Linked DNA regions of Mus musculus: region 2 is linked to region 1. The links are chromatin contacts, found by Hi-C or POLR2A ChIA-PET in ENCODE. All regions are on one chromosome and are shown on one strand. Each heading gives the region's core, a stretch centred on a gene start or an enhancer-like site at or near the end of the contact. The rest is flanking DNA. Distances are from core to core; before and after follow the strand shown. Region 1 holds the start of Actr2 (ARP2 actin-related protein 2). Region 2 holds the start of Slc1a4 (solute carrier family 1 (glutamate/neutral amino acid transporter), member 4).

Region 1 (7,882 bases), core at 1,895-4,394:
CATAGTAGGCAAACATTTCACATGGGAGCCAAAACCCTGGCTTATTTCTTCTCTTTTCAATAGCAAAGTTATTCTTAATATCCAGATTCCAATCACCAAGTTGGAGCTGTAGCGTTCTGTATTTAGGCTAAAGACACTTGTGACTGTAAGCAGATGTATTGAGTGTCACTTGAGCAATCGGAAGGATTCTTGAATTTGAACACATTCTTGTTGCTCTGGTCAGGGCCTTCGTTTTTGGTGATTAGAACCTCAAGAACAATATATAGACTATATATTATATATTAATACAATATATATGTATATATACATATTATATTATATATTATATGTTACATATTATGTGAGTGCACTGGATTGACCTTGGGTCAAGCAGGCACCTTTACCTGCTGAGTCATCTTGCTGGCCCAATGACAAAATATTAAACTTAGAAACACCAAGCATCAACAACCAGTACTTGAGTTTAAATAGTAACATATGTAACAAAACTGAAATTTGCAAAGTGTTGCCAGTAAGATTAAGTAAGGTATCGGTTCATACTTTACCTAGAAGTCTAAGGGAGTGCTAGGCCTAAAATTTAATTAAATAGGATACACTACCATCTTGTAATTCATTTAGTACAGAGTACCACTATCTGCTTGACTGTGTGCAAAATCATCAGGGAGATGTAACAAGCTGGGTCAGAGCCAGAGAATAGCCTGATCTACATATTGAGTTCCTAGTCAGCCAAGTGTTAGAACACTTGGAAGTTAACTTTTGACACTATACCTTCCAAGTTAAAGTTTCTGTTTACAGTAAGACAGTTAAGGATAAGTTGTTTCTCCTGTGTTAAAGTCTTTGCAAGTTAAGGTTTCTATTTGTAATTAAGAATAAGTTTCTCTGAAGAACCAGGCTTGATTTGGTACCACTGAGATGATGACCTGAGACCCCCACTGGAAATCTCCAATCTTTTGAAAAAACCCGGAAGTGAGGAGTGTGCACGAATGCTGAATGTTTGGGAATGGGAGGATGAGTGAGGCTTGAAAACACCACACTGAAAATCCTGCCACAGCCAACAGCAGCAGCCCTGTTAGACATGAGCTAAGTAAGCACTGAGTTTGTAGAAAACATAACATCAGCCATCTTGGAATAGAGAAACAATGGATTTACTTACTTATGAAAAACAAAAAAGCTGTCTCTTCCCAGGGAAGGCTAGAACTAGCTTTCCTGTCTTGGCCGGTGCCGAATGGGTGACTGATTTGGGAGAGGAGGACCTGGGTTCACCTGTGGGGCTGTGTTGTGAAAGGCAGCCTGGCCCCTGCTACTGAGGAGAAAGATGGAGCCCGGGTCTTGAGCCCACCTTCACTGTACCGTAGCACTTGGTACTGTCTATGTGCCCTTGAGAAGGCGCGTGGGGGATTTCACAGTCTGAGAATGAGTGTGTGTGAGTGAGGCGGTACCCACATTCTCAACTTCAAGTCATTGCAGTTTCTTTTTCCCAGAAAACAAAGGGGTTTGATGTTGCATTTCATAAACTAACTGAAGTTCTGGAGTTAGAGGATATAGAAATATAAAAGTACAGTTGTTACAAAGTAAATGCAGACTTCAAAGACAGAAAAAGCCACAACCCAAACCAAAATTTAAATGCTTGAAATTGGCATCATAAACAAGCTCTCTCCTGACTTGTATTGTGGCAGTCGGAATGCCCCCAGAAAACTGTGCCAAAGAGTTTAGAAAAAAAATGTACAATAAAAGCAAATACACTCGAAGCCGGGCGTGGTAGCGCACGCCTTTAATCCCAGCACTTGGGAGGCAGAGGCAGGCGGATTTCTGAGTTCGAGGCCAGCCTGGTCTACAAAGTGAGTTCCAGGACAGCCAGGGCTATACAGAGAAACCCTGTCTCGAAAAACAAAAAAAAACCAACCAAACAAACAAAAGCAAACAAACAAAAAAGAATAAGTTTCTGTTTCTTAGGTCTGATGTAAACTGCAAAACAAGTTTTCAGCCTAGCTAAACTTGGGATTCACATGACATATACTCTGACCCTTGACTCTTCCCTTTCACTGTATCTAACAATTCGCTCACATCTCGCCCATAAAACGGACCTCAAGCGACCGGCAGCGGTGAGACAGGTGGTTGGCCAGTCCTGGTGTACCCCAAAATTGCTCCAATTGGACAATCATGGATTTGGTCTTTTTAACTTAATATTCTTAGTTTTAACACAAGGATAGACAATGCGACCCTGTCTCAGAAAACAAAACTAAACTAAAATTAAAGGAAAGAGTTTTGTTCTTTGTTTTCGAGAAAGGGTTTCTTTGTTGTAGCCTTGGCTGTCTTAGAACTAGCTCTGTAAATAGACCAGGCTGGCCAGGAATTCACAGAAATCCAACTGCCTCTACTTGTGTGCTGGGATTGAAAGCAAGTTCACCACTATGCGCTAAGTGAAAGCATTATCTTTCTTTTTTGACAGGGTTTCACTTTATAGCTCTGGCTGACCTGAAACTTGCTATGTAGACCAGGCTGGCCTCCAACTTAGAAATCCGTCTGCTTCTGCCTCCCAAGTGCTGGGATTAAAGGCGAACGCCAACAGTGCCCGGGTGCATATTCAATTTCTTAAAGAGGTGCGTGTAACACTTGTCCCTGTTTCCAAGGGAGGTTACAGAGGACCTCAATTTTAAAGTCTGCATTTGGCAACATGGTGAGTTCCTGTTTGAGAAAATCAAAGAGGGAAGTGGTGAAGCAGAAAGAAACGAAAGCATCCCGCCAGGCTCCTAGGGCTGCATGCAACTGGAGGTGTGGAATAAACCGGAGGTTTGAAACTTGTAGGTGTATCCACCCAGGCCTAGGAGCAATGACACATCATGCCTCGGGACCTCCAGGTGGCTTTCGGTCTTCCTAGCCGGCTGCTCCACCCTTCTCCACTGCCGTCCCGCCACACACCCTCCGGCCTTCACCTGCCTGCCTCCTGTACAGCCGGCCCGGCCGCGCCCTAGGTCCCGAGACAACTTGGTCAGAGCCGCCGCCCCACCAGCCAAGCGCAGCCCCGGAAGCAGAACGAGGCGAGAGGGCGCGCCCGGGTCCGCGCCGGACAGCTCTCATTGGCCTTCTCGGCTGCCAGTCCCCGCTCTTCTTTTCTCTCTCTGCACCGCCCTCTTGGAACGGCTGCCGGGCGGGGACTTCCGGTTTGGGCGGAGCGGCGGGCCGAGGGCGGGGCCGTGTGGAGGAGGAAGCAGGCCAGGCCGGGCGGCGGCTCACCAGGACGAACCATGGACAGCCAGGGCAGGAAGGTGGTGGTGTGCGACAACGGCACTGGGGTAAGGCCCGGCGGGGCGGCCGCGTGTGTGTGCGGGGTGCGCGCGGGCCCCTCGGCTGCGCGGCTGGGCTTCGGGGGCGCGGGCAGGCGCGCGGGCGGGCGAGCTCTCGGGGGGCGCCGGCCGGCCCGGAGCCGGTGGCCCGGAGCTAGGCTACCCGCGCTGCACCCGAAGGCGGCGGAACCTGTCCCCGCGCGCTCGCAAGCATCCGCCGGCGTGCCGAGAGATGGGTCTAGACGGTGAGAGGCCCTGTCCCTCGGTGGCGAGGAGGTCTCCATTTCCGAGGCTCGCCTGTGTTCGTCCATACAAGACCTAGCGGCCTTCCTCTTCCTGTGTAGCGAAAGATGCCGAATGCGAGGCAGGAAACGGGTTCCGCAGAGAAAAGAGGAAGTGCTGTCAGGCCCCGGGCCGCGGCTGGAGTCTGCCCCGGGAGAGCGTGTGGGCTGTCCTTGTCGTCTGTGGTTTTGAGAGAGGGGGATGGTCAGCAGCTCCTGCTTCACCTCTTGCTTTGCATGCCGCCCTATTATAGACCTAGGACCTCTCAAGTAAATTCTAGTGGGAAGTTGGATCATTTCTGGTTCCTCCTCTGCTTCATTTTTTTTTTCTGTTAAGTACAGGATAGACACGTTAGTCTTGAAGATGCTAAAAATGTCAAAATAAGCCTAAAGTTCTGATTCAGAAAACTCGTTGCAACTGGTTTCTTTCTATCCCCAGTTAAAAGGGTGGAGCATCAAAGTTCCAGTTTTGAAGATGCAACTGTTTCTGACTCCTTTAGCGATTTGCAACATTTTGTGACTTTTCTCCTCTCTGCCACAGAGACGACACACAAATTAAAATAGATTTTACTTGAATTACACCTTTGAAGCCAGATTGTTGAAAGGGGAAGGAGCTGGTATTCACTGCCATTATAGTGCCCTTGGTTGAATTTGTTACAAACTTTGACAATTATTGTACTAGCTTCATTTAAGCTAAATCTGGGCTAGAATAGGATAGGTAACAATACAAAGGGACATCCATACCACTGCTGTGGTAACAGCCCTAAGATTCAGTAACTTAAAGGTTTTTAAGCAACCCCATTTATGTGCTCATTAGAGATATTTATATTTGCAGACTTCATGAAGGGATACATAAAATGCATCTCATTTTTTGAGATAAAGGATAAAGCAGTGAGGGAAATGGTACAATTTTATAAAGCTTCTAAATTATCAGGAAAAAGGTTTTTAAAGCAAAGCCTGTATTGTTACACTATATTTAAGCTAAATTATAAATGCTAAACTTTTCAGAAATTCTTATAAAAGTACTTATTAAAAAAAAAAAGTATCTTACTACCAAAGAGACGTCTCAGCAGTTAGGAGCACTGGTTGTTCTTGCTGAGAACCCAAGTTTGATGCCTAACATCTGTGTGGCAGCTCACAGCTATTCTGTAATTCTAGTTCAAGTGTATTCAGTGCTCTTTTCTGGCCTCTGTGGGTACTAGGCATACATGTGATACATATACAAACACTCAAGTAAACAGACATAACACTTAAAGTAACAGTGTCTTAAAAGTGTTTTAAAAAGGGCTGAAGTGATGGCATACATCTTTTATGCCAACACTTGGGAGGCAGAAACCGGCAAATCCCCATGGCTACATAGGGAGACTCCATCCATTTTTATTTTTTTTTTTTTAAATCTGTTTCTTAGGATAAAAAGATCAGCTACTATGGCATAAGTGAAAGGAGATGATTTTAAAAAAAGTTTTATGCCAGGTGTGGTGGCGCGCCCCTTTAATTCCAGCACTTGGGAGGCAGAGGCAGGCGGATTTCTGAGTTCGAGGCCAGCCTGATCTACAAAGTGAGTTCCAGGACAGCCAAGGATACACAGAGAAAAAAGTTTTATATCTATTTTTGTAATTATTTATAAACTTTATTCACTTTTTTTGTAGATATGTTTGACTGTGAATGAAATAGTCGGATCCTCATATACATCAGCTAGTTCTGATTTAAATCGTAACGCAGTTAGGAATATTGTGATGTCTTTTAAGAAAACTTGACGACTAATAGCTACTTAGATTTTGGGTTGTTTCTTAACTATTTATTCTTCTTTGTTCATCTTAGTTTTACTTAGGTACCTGAAGTTATAATGATGCCTTTACAATTAAATATTAGAGAAGACATTAAGACTTGATTTTTTAAAACAGTAATAGAAAAGGGGTTGGGGAGATGGCTCAGTGGATAAGCACCTGACTGAATCTCCAGGACCCACGTGGAGTGGAGCTGGCACTGTAACACCAGTGCTTCCACCACAAGGTGGGAGACAGAGAAAGGAGAACCCCAGGAAGTTTTTGGGCAAGCTAGAGCTGTATGCAGCAGTGGACAGCAAAGGACAGGTGAAAGATGAGGACCAGCACTTGAAGTTGTCCTCTGATTTCCAGATGTGCACCATAGCATACAGTCTCCCCCACTCTGACATATGAATATACTTACCATCTAGTCACACACTCATGGGGGCTGGAGTGGAGCTCAGTTAGTAGAGTGCTTGCCTGATGCTTGAGGAACTGGAGGGTCCATCCCCAGCACTGTACTATCAAATGTACGTACTTGTAATTTCATGGGAGGTAGATACAGAAGCATCTTAAATCCTTAATTAAATGGTGGTTTCATTTACCTTTTGTATACTTTAGATTTTAAAATGTGAGCTATTTAAGAAGGTAGATTGGTTTGTTTTTTATGATGCTAAGGATTATATCCAAGGATTTGGAAGATAAACGTTCTTTCTGAGGTGTACCCCCAGCCCTGAAAAGTTAAAATTAAAGAAAAAAGGTAAAGATTTGTTATATTTTTATATGTATAGGTGTTTTGCCTGCATATATGTATGTATACCACATGCGTGCCTGGTGGCCCAAGGGAGGTTAATCCTCTGGTACTGAACTTAGAGATGATTTTGAGGTACCACGTGGGTACTGGGACTGGATGCTGGATCCTTTGCAAAAGCAAATGCTCTTAACCACATCTCTTCAGCCCCAAGAAATTAAGGTTTTAAATGTTCTTTTGATGACCTAGATGCTTGATCCACTCTCTTTTCCTATTATCCATAACTAGACTCTTGTCTCAGTAGCCCAGAGAAGGAAACCTGCTTTTTAGAATAGGGCTTTGAAAGTGGGCATTTAGGTAAAAAGTCTGCATACCTCTTTTATTTATTTGTTTGTTTGTTTGTTTGTTTATTTATTTATTTATTGTTTTTTGAGACAGGGTTTCTCTGTATAGCCAGGGCTATCCTGGAACTCACTCTGTAGACCAGGCTGGCCTTGAACTCAGAAATCCTCCTGCCTCTGCTTCCCAAGTGCTGGGACTAAAGGCATGAGCCACCACTGCCCAGTCCATCTGGATACCTCTTAACTGAATTTTGATTCCTTTCAAATTGAGTCCAGATTCTTGGTGTTAACATACAGAATTACCAGACTTCAACAGTGACTTCATTGACCAGATTTCCCAAGTGACTACCATGTTGATGACGCGATGCTTAATAAAGTTTAATGATTGTCCATAGACATTTATAATGCTAAAATTCACATTTGTGGTTGTTTTATCATGCTTCTACTAACATATGTGTTAAATTTAGGAGTATTTTAAGTAAAAACAAAACAACTTGAGTTTCACCATGTGGAAGACTTTGGTCTAATAGAACAACCATTGGCCTCAAATAAGAACGGTCACTATGAAGTTGAAATACAAGCACCACCAATTATTAAGGGAAAGAATACAAAGCAAGGAAGCTCAAATGGGAGTTTAAAAATCTCAGCAAGGAAGTGGAGAGATAGCCTAGCAGTTAAGAGCACTGTCCCACTGTCCCCTATCCCATCAACTGCATGGGGGCTCACAACCATTTGATGCTCTCTCTGACAGGAAGATGTACATGCAGATAGAGTACTCATGCATAAAATAAATAAATCTTTAAAAAAATTTTTTTTCCGAGACAGGGTTTCTCTGTATATCCCTGGCTGTCCTGGAACTCACTTTGTAGACCAGGCTGGCCTCAAACTCAGAAATCTGCCTGCCTCTGCCTCCCGAGTGCTGGATTAAAAGCATGCACCACCACCGCCCGGCTAAAATTCTATATATGTATATATCAGTCTGGTAGAGCCTGCCTGTCATGCCAGTGCTTGGGGTGGAGAGGCAGAAGCATCAGGAATTTAATCTCTCTAGTCTGGGCGGTGTGACTCCTTGTCTCAAAAGACAAGAAAATCCTGCTTGGTGCTACTTCCAGCATATGGGATCACCACAAATTCAAGGGTAGCCTGGTCTACAGAGTGACATTCTGTCTCCAGAGGTTCAGTGATCATTGCACACAAGGTAGTAGAAAGAATGGTAGAGCCCAAGGCAGTGGTTAGAGCCTCGAGGAAACAGTGCTGCTGGTCGCACAGGAACTCAACAGTGACAACGTGTACAAGACCGTGCAAACCTAAGCCAGAGCAAGTTCCGGCATGGAGGGGAGTTAGGCAAGAAGTTCCACCCCAGGCAAGGAGCTATGGGGAATTTAGCTGCTGGGAGTGGAGGGAGAGATACGGACATCTTCCCTACCAATATAGCCCCTGATAAGTCAGCTTCCCATATTCC
Region 2 (7,882 bases), core at 3,884-6,383, 220 kb before region 1:
CTTGTGGTTTTGAGACAGGGTCTCACTCTGTAGAGAAGGCTAGACCAGAACTTACTGTGTAAGTTCAGTTGGCCTTGAACTTAGTATCTAGCCCAGCCTGCTGTTGAACATTCCTCCTGCCTCAGACTCCTGAATGCTGGGATTTCGGGCATGAGCCACTATGCTTAGCTTTAACTCTTCCTCTCTCCCTCTATGGGCCTTGCACAGGGATTTGCTCTCAGTATCTCTTTAAACATCTGACATATCATCAAATGAAATCTCCAACTCAAAGTTTCTCCCCACGAGTCCTAGAAACCAGATTACTTACGTCCCCGCTGGCCAGCTCATCTCTCCAATACTTCTGCTTCACCAGTCTTCTTGAAGAAAAAGAAAATTTCTGCTGACATACTTTAGCTGTTTCCTAAAACTAGGGACAAGTCTTCTGTTTCTGTCTCATCCTGCCTCTTGCTCCATCCTGGCCAAATTCTTAGCCTCTGAATCATGCTTTTAAAAAACAAAAAACAAAACAAAACAAAAAAAACCTGCATATACAAGTGAGATCATGCAGTGTTTGTTTCATTTAATAATGTCCTTCAGGTTCGTATAGATTTAGCTTTTGGAATGGTCTCCTTTATCTATGCATCCACTGATAAACATCTAATTTGGTTCTGTCTCGTGGGTATTGTGCCTAGAAGCACAGATGTCCAGCTGGTGACATGGTTTATTGAGTAAAGGCACCTGCCACTGACAATCCAAGACCCATCCCTGGAATCATCATGATGGAAGGAGAGAACAGACTTTTACAAGTTGTTTGGTATCCACAGAAGCACTCAAAGTGCCCACACACATACTCAATAAATGTAAAATATTAAATTCCGATATCTTTTCAATATGCTGATTTCACTTCCTTTGACCATACCTAGAATCCCTGGATCAAAGAAATGGCTTTTGATTTTTAAGGACCTGCCATGTTGATTTGCATTTTCTGTAACGCTATACTAATCTGAATACCAACAAAGTATAAGGCTCCCTTCTCCACCCACCCTCACCAGCACGTGCTTCTCAGCCCGCTCTTTCTGTAACTGCCATCCTATTCTTTCTCTTTATTCTAGACATTAGTCTAGGCTCCATAACAAGGCTCTCTCTCTCTCTCTCTGAAAGGGATGAGGGGGCTGGAGAGATGGTTCAGCGGTTAAAAGCAGTTACTGTATGACGTGTAAGTCCAGCGTGTGTGTGGTACAGTCAGGAGGATTAGGAATTCAAGGCTATCTGTAGTTACATAGAGAGTTCAACACCAACTCGAAGTTCATGAAACTCTGCTTCAAAACAAACAAGACAAAATTTCAAAAGCCAAAATAAGGAGGTTAGAAAGATGATTCTGTTGGGTAAGAGTTCAGATCCCAGCACTTGCTCAAAAAGTTAAGTGTGGCCAAGCACTTGTATAACCCCGTGCTGTGGTGCAAAAACAAGAGGATCACCAGCCGAGCTCCAGGTTCAGTGAGAGGCCATCTCAAAGGAGTAAGACAGACAATGATAGAGCAGAAAACCCAATGCTCTCCTCTGGTCAGACATAGACACCAGAAAATAAATACCCCAAACCAGTAATTGTTTAACACCTAGATAGAGAAGTATGGAAATAAACAAGGTGCAGTGACATATACCTGCGATCAGAAAGTAGAGGTATTGTGGTAAATAATATTACTTGGGAGTTTCTACTCTGCCTGGATCATTCAGTTCCCAGATAAAAGACACACACCAATATATTTATAAGAAGCCTTTAGGCTCTCTGCTCCTCCCTGTTCCAGAGACAGCCGCATCTTCTTGTGCAGTGCCAGCCTCGTCCCGTAGACAAAATGGTGAAGGTCGGTGTGAACGGATTTGGCCGTATTGGGCGCCTGGTCACCAGGGCTGCCATTTGCAGTGGCAAAGTGGAGATTGTTGCCATCAACGACCCCTTCATTGACCTCAACTACATGGTCTACATGTTCCAGTATGACTCCACTCACGGCAAATTCAACGGCACAGTCAAGGCCGAGAATGGGAAGCTTGTCATCAACGGGAAGCCCATCACCATCTTCCAGGAGCGAGACCCCACTAACATCAAATGGGGTGAGGCCGGTGCTGAGTATGTCGTGGAGTCTACTGGTGTCTTCACCACCATGGAGAAGGCCGGGGCCCACTTGAAGGGTGGAGCCAAAAGGGTCATCATCTCCGCCCCTTCTGCCGATGCCCCCATGTTTGTGATGGGTGTGAACCACGAGAAATATGACAACTCACTCAAGATTGTCAGCAATGCATCCTGCACCACCAACTGCTTAGCCCCCCTGGCCAAGGTCATCCATGACAACTTTGGCATCGTGGAAGGGCTCATGACCACAGTCCATGCCATCACTGCCACCCAGAAGACTGTGGATGGCCCCTCTGGAAAGCTGTGGCGTGATGGCCGTGGGGCTGCCCAGAACATCATCCCTGCATCCACTGGTGCTGCCAAGGCTGTGGGCAAGGTCATCCCAGAGCTGAACGGGAAGCTCACTGGCATGGCCTTCCGTGTTCCTACCCCCAATGTGTCCGTCGTGGATCTGACGTGCCGCCTGGAGAAACCTGCCAAGTATGATGACATCAAGAAGGTGGTGAAGCAGGCATCTGAGGGCCCACTGAAGGGCATCTTGGGCTACACTGAGGACCAGGTTGTCTCCTGCGACTTCAACAGCAACTCCCACTCTTCCACCTTCGATGCCGGGGCTGGCATTGCTCTCAATGACAACTTTGTCAAGCTCATTTCCTGGTATGACAATGAATACGGCTACAGCAACAGGGTGGTGGACCTCATGGCCTACATGGCCTCCAAGGAGTAAGAAACCCTGGACCACCCACCCCAGCAAGGACACTGAGCAAGAGAGGCCCTATCCCAACTCGGCCCCCAACACTGAGCATCTCCCTCACAATTTCCATCCCAGACCCCCATAATAACAGGAGGGGCCTAGGGAGCCCTCCCTACTCTCTTGAATACCATCAATAAAGTTCGCTGCACCCAAAAAAAAAAAAAAAAAAAAAAAGAAGCCTTTAAAGCACTAGAGCTGGGCAGATGTCGCCCCTCTAAGCTATTTTGCCTACTTCCCTATCAATGACCCCGAGATATAACTTGCCACGTTCTGCCTAGGCTGCTCTTACTTGAACTGGCTAGCCTTTATGGCCATGTTTTCATGATTTACCTATCCCCTGGTGTCTCCTCTCTCCACCTTCTTTCCTCCCTCTCATGGTCCTGCCTCAGACCCCAAGCCCAGGAACTGAAACCTCACCTGCCTCTCTTCTGCCCAGCTATAGGCTGTCTGCATCTTTATTGACCAATCAGGGATAACTTGAGGGGCAAGGTTACATAGTATCACGTTGATGTACTGTGAGGATCTTCTAGTCCCCTAGGCAACAAGGGCCAGTATTTAGCATTACAATACATAGCAACAAACCAAATCTCTACATAGAGGCAGGGGAGATTCTGAGTTCAAGGCCTGCTTGGGCCACAAAGGAAGAATTTGTCAAGCACTAGCATGCAGTCAACAGCATGGCTAGTGGAAGTAGAGGAGAGAAAGGACATTTCAACATGAGTCATGGGGCTTAACAACAGATCAGACTAGAGAAAACTTAAACATGAAGGTTCACAGAGGCAGATCATAATGATAGCAGTAACAGGCTGGAGGAGACAATCACAAATCTGATTCGGAATATGCTGAGCTGAGATGCTGCAGAATGTCTGGGTGGAGCTGTAAAGCAGGCAATTGGAAACCCACTTCTGGAACATGACTTCAGTCTTTTGCATAAAAGCAGCAGCTTAGGAAAAAGGAGGCAGAGCTACCTGGAAATGAGGAACATGGGTCTGTAGGAATCATCCATCCTTGCACAGAGAGGTAAACCATGTTCTGGGAAACAAGATAAAAATATGTATAGGTCCTCATCTAATGAACACACCTCCCTCCCACCAATAAGCTCCTATTTCAACAAGCTGTACATGACAGCTAAATGGCTTCATGTAAGGAACTCTTTGCTGTCTCAACAATTGGACGTTTTACACCTCGACAGGACATATTGATTTGCACAGGTTTCTGTTATGGTATACTTCAAAATTACTTTACTTCACATTGTCTTCCTCTTTAACTCAGCTACACCTAACTAGGGCTTTCTTGGAGGTCTGGGGAGGTAGTTCTTTTCAAAAGCAGAATAGGGAAAAATAAATAAATAAATAAATAAATAACACAATAAACGACTGCCAAGGTTTCCCTTTTTATCTGCTGTGGCCCGGGAAGATAGTAAATAAATGGCATTTTTAAAAAATCCATTGAACCATCTTTCAGACTGGCCAAACACTTGACTGAACTGTTGGCGTGCCAAGTCTGGAGACCCGGAAGGGGGTGGTTAAAATCCCGCTTGTGTTTCAGCTTAAGTTACATGGCAGACACGCCACCGAAAGTGGTGGCGTTAGAGCTCTGTTTCTCTGGGAGAGTTTTACGTCTTCAGCCTGCACACACCAGGCTTCTCCCCAGAGTCCAATGGACTCGCCCCAGAGGGCGCTAGTGCACGCAGTGGCTCACCCTTGGCACTGTGCATAGTGCCACCCGGACTCGCTGGTCACCTAAGGGTAAAGCTCTGCTAGAGTCTTGTACGTGCACGCAATGAGACTTTCCCCCATCCACCCACTCCTTTGTCTCTGTACCAGGAAAGCCTACAGAGCCCTTAGAAGAAAGGATTTCCCGCAGGATGGAGGTTGGGTCGTTCCGGACTCCCTAGCGGAGGGCGGGCACCAACCTCCGAGGGCTCCCCTCCTCCACCAGCTGAGGAGAAGAACTGCCGAGGCGTTCCAGACGCTCCCCTCCCTCTCTCCCCGAGGCCTGGACAGTAGGACTGAAAGCTGCCAGGAGACAGGATTGGCCGATGGCCTCACGCCCCGTCGGGAGAGCCCAGCCTGCCTGTCTCTCACTCTCTTTGCTGTGCCTCCCGGAGGGTGGGAGAAGGGCGGGACCTGGGAAACGTCAGGGAGGTGGGGAACGGATATTCAGGGTTCTAATTGGTCGTAACATCGGAGGTGCGCCTACATGGGCGGGGCGAGCTCAAGCCCCGCCCTCCTTCCTAGGCTGCAGCCTCCAGCGTGCCTCCTGCGTTGCATCATCTCCAGCCTGCAGCGGCTCTGAAAGAAGGCTGGGCGCGGCGCGGTCTGCTCTGCCTGGGCTCCAACCCACAACCCACGTCTCTCTTTTATCTTTCTGAAAAGTGTTCCTGTAGGGACTCACAGAGCTCGGAAGCCGCAGCTGGCACAGGCCACTGTCTCCGCCTGATCCATTCATTCGAAACCGGTCTTTTCTCCAAGTTCCTTGAGTGTTACCGCTTAGAGCGGTGGGCAACGACATGGAGAAGAGCGGCGAGACCAACGGCTACCTCGACGGCACCCAGGCAGAGCCTGCGGCCGGGCCCCGAACGCCCGAGACGGCGATGGGCAAATCGCAGCGCTGTGCTAGCTTTTTTCGGCGCCACGCGCTGGTGCTGCTCACCGTGTCGGGAGTGTTGGTGGGTGCCGGCATGGGCGCGGCGCTGAGGGGGCTGCAGCTCACCCGCACCCAGATCACTTACCTGGCCTTCCCGGGCGAGATGCTGCTCCGCATGCTGCGCATGATCATCCTGCCGCTGGTGGTTTGCAGCCTGGTGTCGGGAGCCGCCTCCCTGGATGCCAGCTCCCTCGGGCGTCTGGGTGGCATCGCTGTTGCTTACTTCGGCCTCACCACGCTGAGCGCCTCGGCTCTCGCCGTTGCTCTGGCGTTCATCATCAAGCCAGGGGCGGGCGCGCAGACCCTCCAGTCCAGCAGCCTGGGGCTGGAGAACTCAGGGCCTCCTCCGGTCTCCAAAGAGACAGTGGACTCTTTCCTCGATTTACTCAGGTACTGCTCTCCACCCCGCCAAAGGCACGGCGGGAGACGCCACGTGCACTCATATCACCTAGAGTTAATTCAGTTACTGTTGGCCCTTAACACTAAATTTCATATTTACGTCTGGGCTACGTGCTGGCCACACCTTTAAAGACTGGAGGCCACAGCTTTTTGCTGGAACCGATTTTCCGTTAGGTGGGATGTTAAGTGTATACCTTCTCAGTTGTGCTTTACTCCTTACACTGGGCTCTCTCAGTTTTGTTTGTTTGTTTTGTTTCGTTTTTTTAATTGTTCCTGTTTTCTCCCCTACATCACCCCAAAGCTTCCAGGACATTGAGTGACTTTCACCAGAGGAGCTATCCAGCTTGTAGTCTGAGGTTTTCTCTGATTCAGCCTTTGGTCTGGAAGGAAGTTGGCAATTTTCAGCAGAATTATGGATGTGTCCAAGAATAATAAAACTGGAGTTAGTTATGTGGAGCCCGTTGCCCAGCTACGTGACTGCCTCTCAGGCTTAGGACAGGTTGTGGACGTTCTTGGTCAGGATCATGGGGCCTAGCGTTATTTCTTTGTAGAAAGCGGGGAGATCCAGAGAGTTGAGATACACACACCTTTCTTTGCTTGTTTTTTTTTTTTTTTTTTTTTTTTTTTTCTCCACTCAGGAGTTGTATTTCATCCCCTGGGATGATAGAGTGTAGTTTTCAAAGCTTCACCTCTCCATTTGAACTAATCCAAAGTTCACAGATGGGAAAACATTAGTCTGCAGGCGTTTACTAATGTAACCAGGTTCGTCTGAACGAGGAGTCCAGCTGGCTTGCCTTCCAGCTTTCTGAGCCTTAGTGGTATATTTTGTCTTGAGTCATTGGGCAAAGCTCCTCATTGCTGAGGTGGTGAAAACCAGAGAACTCTGGGCAAGTGACTTGTCTTTCTCCTGTCTCCATTTCTTCATGTGGAAAATGTGACAGCTGTCTTGCCACTTCAAGAGTTTGTTCATCTAAAACAAAACAAAAAACCGAGACATGGTATTGGACGGGGGGTGGGGGTGGGGGGGTGGGGGGGTGGGGGAATCTGCTGAAAAAGACCAAAAGTTCCTGCAAACAGAGCAAGTGGAGGTAGCCTACGGGAACTTCGATGGAACTGTAGGCTTTGGCGCCTGCCAGGTGGCCTGGTAGTCCAAGAGTCTTAAGGTTTGAGACATAACTGTAGATGTGTTCAGAGATAGAGAACTCTACTGAAGCCCAGAGTAGCTTTGGTTTGTTCTGTCCTCAGGGAGAGAAATATGGGGTTTCAGGGTTCTTTTTGTAGAGCCATCTGTGGCCCAAATGGGAGTATGATGTTCATCTGTGCCTCTCTATGGTAACACAGGAGCCTTAATGGTGTTCTTCCATCATTGAAAAAGGAACTGACCAGTAATTGGGGGTAGGAGGAGTGAGAACCACTTTATGGCCATCACCCCAAGAAAGGACTTACAACTTACTGTTTTATGGCCGTGGTTTTAGACCCAAGCCCTTCTAGCTCCTGCTTTTAAAGTGAATGGTGACCCAGTGTCATGTCTCAAGAATCAGTATAGGTGTCATTTCTCAGAGACTAGGGCAACCCTTGTTGCATCTCCCCAGAAGAGCTTTCCCTGGCCTGTTAGGATGGGGTAGTATTTTCTAATGCTTCTACTAGCTAGCTGCACTTGACCTAGAAGTTCGTGATAAGGGCAGGGCAAGTCGTGCAATCCTGCTTCCAACCCAGGAAATGTAGGCAAAGATTAGGGCTGAGCGTGTTTGGGACACTTACTTAGGAGGCAGGGTTTGAGTCCAGCCTGAGCTACTAGTGAAATCTTAACCAAGGGCGGGGTTTACGCTTTAATGGTAGAGTGATTTTATGGCCCTAAGTTTGACTCTCATGGGGCAGGGTGGACTAGGAGATCCATAGGTCTTCTGCTCCATGGTTTACGGTTTGCTCATTCTCCAAGACAAAATGTATAGTAATGGCAGTATATCCTGGTC

Evidence for each region. A loop is a pair of places that touch in the nucleus more often than their neighbours do. ChIA-PET counts read pairs that join two places held with the same protein, here RNA polymerase II (POLR2A).
Region 2: a map of left cerebral cortex shows a loop between it and region 1 (5-fold over the local background). The contact joins the promoter of Slc1a4 here to the promoter of Actr2 in region 1. A Hi-C loop is called at or near these places in 1 of 37 maps with a recorded cell type or tissue (left cerebral cortex). POLR2A ChIA-PET finds 5 or more read pairs at or near these places in 3 of 5 experiments (Patski and embryonic stem cell).

What each region holds. Positions count from the first base shown.
Region 1 is chr11:20,108,213-20,116,094 of GRCm38, reverse strand. Actr2 (ARP2 actin-related protein 2) reads left to right here and starts at 3,144. Exons shown (of 9, transcript NM_146243.2): 1 at 3,144-3,290. The coding sequence starts at 3,243.
Region 2 is chr11:20,329,964-20,337,845 of GRCm38, reverse strand. It overlaps Slc1a4 (solute carrier family 1 (glutamate/neutral amino acid transporter), member 4), which reads left to right and starts at 5,133. Exons shown (of 8, transcript NM_018861.3): 1 at 5,133-5,900. The coding sequence starts at 5,374. It also overlaps the pseudogene Gm12033.